Linked DNA regions of Homo sapiens: region 1 is linked to region 2. Evidence: chromatin loops called from intact Hi-C (ENCODE). Cell type or tissue: heart left ventricle. All regions are shown on one strand. Each heading gives the region's core, and the rest is flanking DNA. Links, peaks and the distances in the headings are about the cores only. Region 1 holds the start of OR8B8 (olfactory receptor family 8 subfamily B member 8). Region 2 has its middle 17 kb from the start of OR8A1.

Evidence for each region. Hi-C counts contacts between places; a loop is a spot of excess contacts. Peaks named below come from ENCODE experiments on the same cell type or tissue, not always from the same donor. Only the 100,000 strongest peaks of a DNase experiment are listed, where the experiment ranks them.
Region 1: it touches region 2 in a loop (2.6-fold over the local background); 4 of 110 quality-filtered maps call a loop at or near these places.

Annotation. Positions count from the first base shown.
Region 1 is chr11:124,440,538-124,445,927 of GRCh38, reverse strand. It overlaps OR8B8 (olfactory receptor family 8 subfamily B member 8), which reads left to right and starts at 232. Exons shown (of 3, transcript NM_012378.2): 1 at 232-352; 2 at 4,305-4,440; 3 at 4,827-5,390. The coding sequence starts at 4,843. In heart left ventricle, for the core only: a CTCF peak has its summit at 3,337; no DNase peak of the experiment used is centred there.
Region 2 is chr11:124,584,419-124,589,808 of GRCh38, reverse strand. No RefSeq gene overlaps it. Among named protein-coding and RNA genes, the nearest start is that of OR8A1, 17 kb to the right of the region's middle. In heart left ventricle, for the core only: CTCF peaks have their summits at 3,178 and 3,379 (motif pointing right); a DNase peak (open chromatin) is centred at 3,378; H3K27me3 peaks cover 643 bases.

The DNA.
Region 1 (5,390 bases), core at 282-5,281, 140 kb after region 2:
GCAACAGGCTTTAAAATGACATACATCCAGAAGAACTTTTCTTGGTTGTTCTACCATCCAAACAGGAATCCTCTAAGGCTCCCAGAGAAAAGTCAACTTTTAATGAAGCCGGAGTCTTGCTTTCTGTGCCCTAAGGAGCACCTTTCCTGTGGGACTCATTTCATGCTTGTAATAATGACTTATTTTCTTAAATTGTGAGTTGACTACAGTGGGAATGAGAGCAAGGATTGAGGTTTCTCATAATCACTGAGGGAGTGGCAGATTTCTAGGTATAAGAGTTACACTTGAGGCATCTTGTTTCTGAGCAGTGACTAAAATACATTCCACATGTGGCAGAGGAGCAAGCTCTGAGGTATGTTCAAATGTTACCCAGCACTTATACACAAAACACACACACGTGTGTGCGCACACACACCCACTACACACACAGGACTGGAAGAAGGGTGGTAATTAGCTTGCTGCATGGAGGTCAGACAGCTGCCAATGGGGCTCTAATTGTGAAGCCACCACTTCAGCTGCCTTATCCTGACCAAAATGTACCTCTCATTAACTGAGTGCTGTTTGAAATTTCATAACTAGAGATCTATTTTTTTTTTGCTAAAGACTTTGTCTTCATTTTAAGAAATGCCTGGAAGAGGGTGAAGAATGTGGATTGTCCCCAGCAAGTTGTAGTAGACTGTGTGCTGATGAATTTGTGAGATTCTTCTTGAAAACTTAGTTTTGACAGAGAATTGAAGGAAAGTAGCACTAAGATTGTGAATGTTGGGGAAGAGGAATTTTTGCTGAGACTAGGAGACTAGAGATGGGTATAGGAAGAGAAAATGGGAGGCTGTAAAGAAACCCTTACCTGATTTTGGAATTTGGCTTTTGTGGTGTGATAGAATGTGGATATTTGAAAAATAGGCATTGGTGGTAGGACAGGAAGTAGGGACAGGGTAATATACTCAAGGGCCTGATGTTGTCTGTGGATTGGGTTATGTTGGAGAGACAGGCCTTAAAGTTTGAAGAGTGTATTGTTCCCAGGCTCTTCTCACTCTTGTCAGCTGTCTCCTCTGCCCTATGGCAGACCCTCTCTTGTCTCTTTCAGGCTCATTCAGCTTTAAGCAAGATTTTTCCTTCCCTCATGCCATCCCTAGGATATATGCATTTCATATTTGTTTTATGTCTATTTTCTACAGCATTTATCAGGGCTCTTTCTTTTGTCAACCACTCTTCTCGGCTCTTCCACTTTCATGATTTAATTTAACTCTCACAACAACGACACTGTGAATTATCGCCATCATCCCCATTTTATAGATGAGGAGATTGAGAATTAGAGATTAATGAACATTTTGTGAGCTATATGATTCAAAGATATAAAAGTGAATAAAACTACAATGTTGCTAGCATCATTATAGTTCATGGAGGGACAGGACAGTAATACATTGTGAGTAGAGCTGCAAGAGATCTAAGAACAAAGTACTGTAGGATTTGTCGTGGCTAATCCCTATTAAGGTGTGAGCCGATAATTATTTGAGATTACTCCTTCTGGCATTTAGGTGTTTTGATAGGTCATGCTCAAGACATAAAAATTCTCTGAAACATGGTACTGAATAATTTCAGGTCCTTGATGAATTTACTGATGCATATTTAGTTTCTTGTCCTGGAATCAAAGAGACTTGGGTGAGGATGCTTCCTCCCAGGTGGAGTAAGGAACATTTTGTTGAAACCTGATCCGAATACTGTTTTAGGAGTACCTTAGCTGGGATTTCCATAAAAAGCTGTGCTGGGGACAAGGCCATACATGCAGATAGCTTATTTTTAGAAGTCATCCCAGGGAAAAGAGAGAGAGAAAAACAGGGAAGTATAGAAAACCAATAAAAGGTTCTGTTATATGTTACCTTAATGGGGAATTTAGGATTAGTTCCTCTGAGATCTTTTGATGTACTAAGAAGAATGAACCACTGGAGATACACAAAAGGGAGACATTTACCCACTGACTCCCAGGGGTGTTAATTCCTTCACGCTTACAGATCAGCACGTGCACCATAATGGCTGAATGGATTCTCAGATGTACCACTTTGTGGTGGCAGAGGTGTCCTAGGGCTGAAAGGAGGGGATACGTAGTGTAGTCAAGAAACATTGTTATTGGGCTATAGCTGGATGCAGCTCACTGCCACAGCAACAGCAGAAGCCCAAAAGATAGGCTGAGTAATATAAAATGAGGCATAAAACATGTGCAACACAGAGAGCTTGGTGATGGGACCTGAACTCAGACCTGGTGAAAATATTCAGGATAGTAGGCAGAGAACAACACAGCTAGAAGACAGGGCCAGCGTTATGTGACTTGTCATGTGCTAAAAAGCTTAGAAAGGCCTTTTGCTCCATTTACCTGCTACTTGTTTTGAAAATTCATCCTTTATCTTATTGCTGGTGCTTTGAGCTATGGCATCGTGTCTGAATTACACATTAAACATAGCATTTGGGGGGAACATGGCATCAAGTCATCAACACCCAGTAGCCCAATAGACTAATTGGCCTCCCTCCCCACAACTCTGACCATGTCACTCTCATATTCAATATATTCCATGGATTCACATTGCATACGTAATTCCTGTCATGACGTTCAAGTCTCTCCACAGCAGGAACCTGGGATGCTATTCCAGGGTTGATGCACAACTATATCCCTCCCTGTACTCTACATTCCAGCCGAACTAAAGGCCAGGTGAACTTCCTCCAGACAATGTAACTGGAAAGACTGGAGACCCAAGTTTTATTCTGGACTTCACCACCAACCAACTCTGACTGGTGGACTTCAATTTTCCTGTCTAGAAAACGTAGGGTAGATAGAGTATTAGGGCATTGAATCCCAAACCTGCCTAAACATCCAGATCAATAGGGTGAAACCTGTCTAAATATCCAGATCAATAGGGTGAGAAATATAAGTTATAAAATCCCACCCCTGGAGATTCTAATTTATGATGCCTGGCTTGGGGCAGCAGGATCTGTACTTTTAATAAGCATATAGTTATCTAATTCATTTGCACAGCCAGGTTTATGAACCACAGGATTAGATGATTTTTAAATATTGATTCAAATTTATGGGGCTCCAAGAATGATAACTAGCTGTCACTGAGCTCAAGCAAGGCTCTGAGAGGCTAGAACACAGAAGGGATGACTTTTGTCACGAGAGAGGGGAGTTATGAAAAGAACAAAGCAAGCAAAACGAGAAAGCAAATATCCCGTGGGAAGAAGGAGAATCAAGCTACAAGGCCTTCAGGCTCACGATGAGGAAAGCTGAAAATAACACTGGAAAGAACAACGATAGAGGACAGGGGCCATCTAGGGGAATCCCAACAAGTTAGCAATTTTGGAAAAAACTCTTAACCAATCGAGATTGATTTTTACTGTCAAGCTCAAATTCCAAGAAAAGACAGATTGGTTTGTCTTCTGGACTGGGTATTGTGCAGCTCAGCAATGAACTGAAATATAAGTGATAGGTTGAATGTCCTCCATCAGAGTGGCATAACATTTTGTTTTTGCCTTTTCTGGATCTTATCACATGCTTTTGCTTAGTTATGTGTGTTCTAGTGTCTTTTTCAAGACATGGTCAGAGTCTTGAAGGCAAGAACTGGGCTTTACATACTTCATTATCTTCTATAGAGAGGTGTTAAACTCAGTTATTAAGAACACCAAATCTGGAGTAAGATGCACCTAGTTTTAATATGGCCTTTGTAACTTAACATTTGGGGAGTTACTTCATCTCTAAAATGAGGGTGATAAAACCCAGCTCATAGAATTTGGGGTAGAATTAAAATGAAAAATTATATGAAAAATGGTATTGGATCCTGGCATGCTGAGGTCAGTGCATAATGCTAGGAAAAAAAAGGATTAGGTATACATTAAGTGCTCAATAAATGGTAAATTATTGTTTTTGCACAATGCTTTGCATATTTCCGAGTAGATGTTAATTGAACAAATATTTTCATGTTTCTAAAAGCCCATTCAAATATTATCAAGGGTATGAGCACAACTTTGTTATATCCAGGTCTGTGATCCCAGGGGAACTTCTGCTGCTCTACTTCTAATCAGTTCCCCAGATATCCAAACTCAGAATAAAACTGCTCAGTCTCCTGTCATTGGCTGTCACTGATAATGGTAAGGATGCTGTCGCCTTTCTGCAAGCTGGAGGAAGGCCTCAGGGCACAGCCTCCATCAGATGTCACGTACTGTAGCTCAGAAAGAGTTCTGAGGCAGCCGAGGCTCCAGTGCTGCCATCGGGATAGGGCCTAGCGGGCTGGTGCTTAGTCTTTCATCTGTGATAGCTCCGCAGCCAATCTGTCTGAACAAGTGAAGATAAGAGCTGGACCTAAAGGCACATCACTGAAACTCTGGGCTGAAGAGGATGAGAGGCTGAATCCGGATGAGCAGTCCGAACTTTTCCCGAGTCCCCAGTCTCAGGTACTAAAGCTCTGGGAAGTCCACTCTACCCTTCTGCTCTGTCCAGGATGACCCTAACCCTAACTCTCCAGGCACAGGCGGGCTGGGTCCGGCCTCTAAGAGGACTCTTCCTGGAGACTGGCCCCAGTTTCTGTAAACTTAAGTAGAAACTGGAGTTGAAAGGGCGCAACAAAGGGATCAAAGTAAAGATGGGAGGCCTTGCCAGCAGCACCTGCCCTGGCCATGGAGGCGGGGCTTGCTCCAGAGGGAGCCGCAGCAAAGCCCCCTCTGCTGAAGTTCAAAATCTCTCTGTGTGCCTCCTATTCTCAAGAAGGAAGGAGGGATGACTGGGAGGGCAGCAGTGGTCTCTCTCTCTCTCTAAATAACTTTTTCCCTTGTCCCCACAGAATGCCTTAAATGACAATGGCTGCTGAGAATTCCTCCTTCGTGACACAGTTTATCCTCGCAGGCTTAACTGACCAACCGGGAGTCCAGATCCCCCTCTTCTTCCTGTTTCTAGGCTTCTACGTGGTCACTGTGGTGGGGAACCTGGGCTTGATAACCCTGATAAGGCTCAACTCTCACTTGCACACCCCTATGTACTTCTTCCTCTATAACTTGTCCTTCATAGATTTCTGCTATTCCAGTGTTATCACTCCCAAAATGCTGATGAGCTTTGTCTTAAAGAAGAACAGCATCTCCTACGCAGGGTGTATGACTCAGCTCTTCTTCTTTCTTTTCTTTGTTGTCTCTGAGTCCTTCATCCTGTCAGCAATGGCGTATGACCGCTATGTGGCCATCTGTAACCCACTGTTGTACATGGTCACCATGTCTCCCCAGGTGTGTTTTCTCCTTTTGTTGGGTGTCTATGGGATGGGGTTTGCTGGGGCCATGGCCCACACAGCGTGCATGATGGGTGTGACCTTCTGTGCCAATAACCTTGTCAACCACTACATGTGTGACATCCTTCC
Region 2 (5,390 bases), core at 263-5,262:
ATTTTTTTCCAGGCAAAAAGCGCTTTCTAGAATATAGTCACATTTATTAAAATTTTATTTATAGGCTCTGGGTTTTGAATAATTGTCTGCCAAGTATAATCTACTTTCAGGTTATAAATAACTTCGTCTATGTTTCATTTTCCTTTCCAGAACTTGTATGAATTTAATTTTTACATTTGGATGTATTTGAAATTTATACTGTTTGTGGTGTGAGAAATAGATCTAATTTTATTATTTTTCATAAGGCTATCCAGTTATACCCTCACCGTTAAAAAACGATAACCTATCCTTTCCCCTGTTGATTCTAGTTGCTACCTTCATCAAATATTAAACTACATTTTGATTTGTTTTATATTCTGTTCCAGTGGACTACCACCCCATTCACGTGCTAATATTTTGCTTTAATTACAGAAGCTTTAATTATGTTGTTTTCACGTATGTTAGGGTTAGCTTCTACAAGTTGTGATCCCTCATGCCCCCAGGATTTTCCATGGTATTCTTGCCTATTTATTCTTTCAGACGAACTTCATTATCAGTTTGTCTTCCTCCAGACAAAAAAAAAAAAAAAAAAAAAACAAAAAAAACCCTCCTACTATATTTATCAAGATCATGTTACATTTACAATCTTAGAACTAACTGATACATTCTGGTGTTGAGTCTGACAATGGGAGACCACCGTATGCCTTTCTGTTTGTTAGATATGCTTTTGTGTCCTTTAGGTATGTGCGTACTTTTAGTCATGTAGGTTTTGTACATTTTTAAACTAGATTTTTGATTAGAAATTTTATTTTCTATTGTAATGAGATCTATTGTGACATGTTCTACCAGGTTATTGTTTGTATACGAAGTATATTGATTTCTAATTTTACTCCTGCAACGTAACTGGTATTGTTTTTAGTATGTTTCATGGATTATTTTGGAATTTCCAAAAAATTAATAATAGTATCTGCCTATACAGATAGTTGTACCTCTTCCTTTATGATTCTTTTGCCTTTAATTTCTTTCTCTTGTCTAATTGCATTGGTTCCCTACTTTACAATATTAATTAATAGAAGAGATAGTAGACATATTGGTCTAGTTCAGGCTTTAATGGGAATGTATCTAATATTTTTACTATAAGGATGTTTTCACATTTACCTTTAGAATATGTCATTGATTCCTATTTCACTGAATATTTAAAAATAATGATTGAACTATTGAAGGTATTGAATTTGATCAAACGCTCTTTCATGTGCTCTTAGTGCCGCCCCCTCCCATCCTAAGTATTTCAAATCCTCAAGTTTTCTTTCTTTTTTTAAAAATTTTTTTATTTCCATAGTTTTTTTGGGAACAGGTGGTATTTGGTTACATGAGTAAGTTCTTTAGTGGTGATTGGTGAGATTTTGGTGCACTCATCACCCAGGCAGTGTACACTGAACCCAATTTGTAGTCTCTTATCCCTCGCCCCCTCCCACCCCTTCCCTCGAGTCCCCAAGGTCCATTGTATCACTCTTATGTCTTTGCATCCTCATGGCTTAGCTCCCACTTATTAGTGAGAACATACAATGTTTGGTTTTCCATTTCTGAGTTATTTCACTTAGAATAATGGTCTCCAATTGCATCCAGGCTGTTGCAAATGTTATTATTCCATTCTGTTTTATGGCTGAGTCATATTCTATGGTGTGTGTGTGTATACACACACACACACACACACACACACACACATATATATGTGAGATTATATATATATCTCACAATTTCTTTATCTACTCGTTGATTGATGGGCATTTGGGATGGTTCCATACTTTTGCAATTGCAAATTGTGCTGCTATAACCATGTGCGTGCAAGTATCTTTTTCATATAATGACTTATTTTCCTCTGTAGATACCCAGTAGTGGGATTGCTGGATCGGATGGTAGTTCTACTTTTAGTTATTTAAGGATTCTCTGCATTGTTTTCCATAATGGTTTACTAGTTTACATTCCCACCAGCAGTACAGAAGTGTTCCCTTTTCACTGCATCCATACCAACATCTTTTTTTTTGATTTATTGATTATGACCATTCTTGCAGGAGTAAGTTGGTATCACATTGTGGTTTTGATTTGCATTTCCCCGATCATTAGTGATGTTGAGCATTTTTTTCGTATGTTTGTGAGCCATTTGTGTATTTTCTTTTGAGAATTGTCTATTCATGTCCTTAGCCCACTTTTTGATGGGATTGTTTGTTTTTTTTGTCGCTAATTTGAGTTCCTTGTAGATTCTGGATATTAGTCTTTGTTGAATGTATAGATTTTGAAGATTTTCTCCCACTCTGAGTTGTCTGTTTACCTTGCTGACTGTTCCTTTTGCTGTGCAGAAGCTCTTTAGTTTAATTAAGTCCCATTTATTTATCTTTGTTTTTGTTGCATTTGCTTTTGGGTTCTTGGTCATGAAGTCTTCGCTTAAGTCAATGTCTAGGAGGGGTTTTCCAATGTTATCTTCTAGAATTTTCATAGTTTCAGGTCTTAGATTTAAGTCCTTGATCCATCTTGAGTTGATTTTTGTATAAGGTGAGAGATGAGGATCCAGTTTCATTCTTCTACATGTGGCTTGCCAATTATCCCAGCACCATTTGTTCAATAGGGCATCCTTTCCCCACTTTATGTTTCCGTTTGCTTTGTTGAAGATCAGCTGGCTCTAAGTGTTGGGTTCTGGGTTCTCTATTCTGTTCCATTGGTCTATGTGCCTATTTTTAATACCAGTATCATGCTGTTTTGGTGACTATGGCCTTATAGTATAGTTTGAAGTCAGGTAATGTGATGCTCAGATTTGTTCTCTTTGCTGTCTTGCTTTGGCTATGCAGGCTCTTTTTTGGTTCCATATGAATTTTAGGTCAAATCCTCAGATTTTCATTTCTTTCTTGTACCTTGAATGTTCTTTTTTTACTAATTCCTTTCTTGAACAAAACCATGAGTATGCCTTTATTAACTTAAAACATTTTCCCCCAATTCTTTTTCTTTTTTAATTTTATTTTTATATTTTGTAGAGATGGGGTCTGTCTTGCTATGTTGTCCATCCTGGTCTTGAACTCCCGGCTCAAGCAATCTTCCTGCCTCGGCCTCCCAAAGTATTGGAATTCCAGGTGTGAGCCACCATGCCTGGCCTCTTTCTATTGTAAAAACTTTTAAAATGTTTTGTGTATTTCTCTTCCTGTCAACATTCAAGTGCTGGTGCTAACTTTTCACTGTTATATCATTTTTTCTCTCTCTTCATATGCAGTGCAACTTCCCTGTACAGATGTACTTGGATCTCAAATCTAGGTTTTCTGTGGTTTAGAACTTGCTGTATAATTGTCAGGTTTTCCCTGGGCCAGAGGGAGTTACTGAGAATGTTTGTTACGCTCCTTGAGTTTTAGGCAAGCTGCCACCAGGTGGCAGCAGCAGAAAAAGTCATCCTGTCTGAACTGACATTAAAAATGTTTAGGCCTATGCTGATTTTTAAATAGCATCTTCTCTTTTTATGGGAAGAAAATATATATATGTGTATATATATATATACACATATATATATATATGTATATATATATATACACATATATATATATATATACACACATATATATATATATACATATATATATATACATATATATATATATACACATATATATATATTTGTTACTTTTGAGATACATATTTTTAAATATTCCCCAAAGTAATTAAGAAACCTTAAGACACAGCTTCTTACAAAGACTTTTTTACTTAATAAGGGGAATATATTTACACACATATACATAGTATACAAATATATTTATATATCATGTATATACTTATTTTAAGAAGTAAATTCTAGCAAGCACTAAGGCATTATTCAATAAATTTATATTCTAAAGAAAACCTAAAAAATGACTGGCTATTATTTATTCTTTATTTCCTATTTTACTTAGAATTGCTGAGAGTATGAGGGCATTAAATGTTTTCTGACTAAAAGGATGATGCATTTGTGTAGAGAGCTTCTGCCTTTCTGAAAATAACAGCGAGTGTATGCCCCAATTTGAACCTCTGAAAAGAAGAAAAACGTCACATGCTTATGGTGTGACTCTTCCCTGCTGTTCTTCAAGGGCACAATACTGCTCCCCGGAACCAATAGCAAATGAACAGTTTTTCCTCTCTACTCCATATCAACTGATTTTAAGCTCTCTCAAGGCATTACCTGCCATTACTCAGGAAAACAGAGATCTTAGTAGCTTTGAATAATTTTATATAATTTAATTGAAGATGGCGATATGAAAAGGGCTTTGTCATGTGCACAATGTAAAGACCCTGCCTAATTGCCAGCTCCACAAATTGTGTTACTGAATTTCGGCCATTTTTATAGAGATCTAGCCTAGGAATTCCCACTTAGCATCAACCAAATGGGGGAGGGAGACAGGGTAGGCACCTCCTTTCATTGCTTTCAGTGTTGAAGCAAAATCGAACATGGAGGTTGTTAAAGTTGCTACATGTGTAAACTCAAAGGACATAATTTCTTGTTTTCTATAGTAACTCTAGGAAGTAACTGAGGGAGCCTTCTCTGGATTTTTACTGAGGACTCTGAAATATGTAAAAGAAAACTCAGGCTGTTAGGTTGAGAGGTCTCTGGCTGCTCTTGACTTGAGCGACACACTTTGTGTATTTACCCTCCAATTGCACTTGGGCTCCCAGAGGCAGATCCAAACTCTGACTAGCAGAGAGAAACAGCTACGCTAAACGGGGAAAAAGTAGAAGCTGTGTCTTAAAGTTTCTTAATTACTTTTGAGAACATTAAAAAAAATTAATTCATCTCAAAAGTAAGATAGCACAGTACTGAACTACAGCAGAACTTTACAAGCAAGTATTTTACATGTCACAAGAAGGAAACTTGCTGTGGGGAAATGATTGCCCCGTCTGTGACTGAACCCAAAGCAGACCAGCCTGTTTAATGGGATACCTACTCCTTCTGTGCCTCAGGAAGGTAAAGAGTGGGAGGAGCCCCTTCTCTTTTCCTTCTCCCCACTAGACTCAACCCCCAGAAAGAATAGTGACTCCTGCCTCTTGAGGCTGGGAAACAGCATGGGTTAAGGATGGCTGAGCCCCCTGAGCATTCTCTTTTTAGGACAGCCCTGTCCTCAGGAGTCTCTTTCTTCCTCTTCTAAGTGCTCTCCTTTCGTAGACAAGAGCTGCAGTTGCCATCTCAGCTCGTGTCTAGGTTTGTAAAATTAATCTGGGGAAGCACAGACGGAATTAGGGAGTCCTGTTGTGGCTGCAGCTCTAAGCTATGCCCTTCTATGAACTTCATCAGTGTTTAGGCTAATCTTCATCTCTTTCTATCTGGCTTCTTCTTTCTCAATTCTCAGAGTGTGGAGGGGAGGATGATTAATTATCACCTGTAACCTCTTGTATCAGTCCGGGTT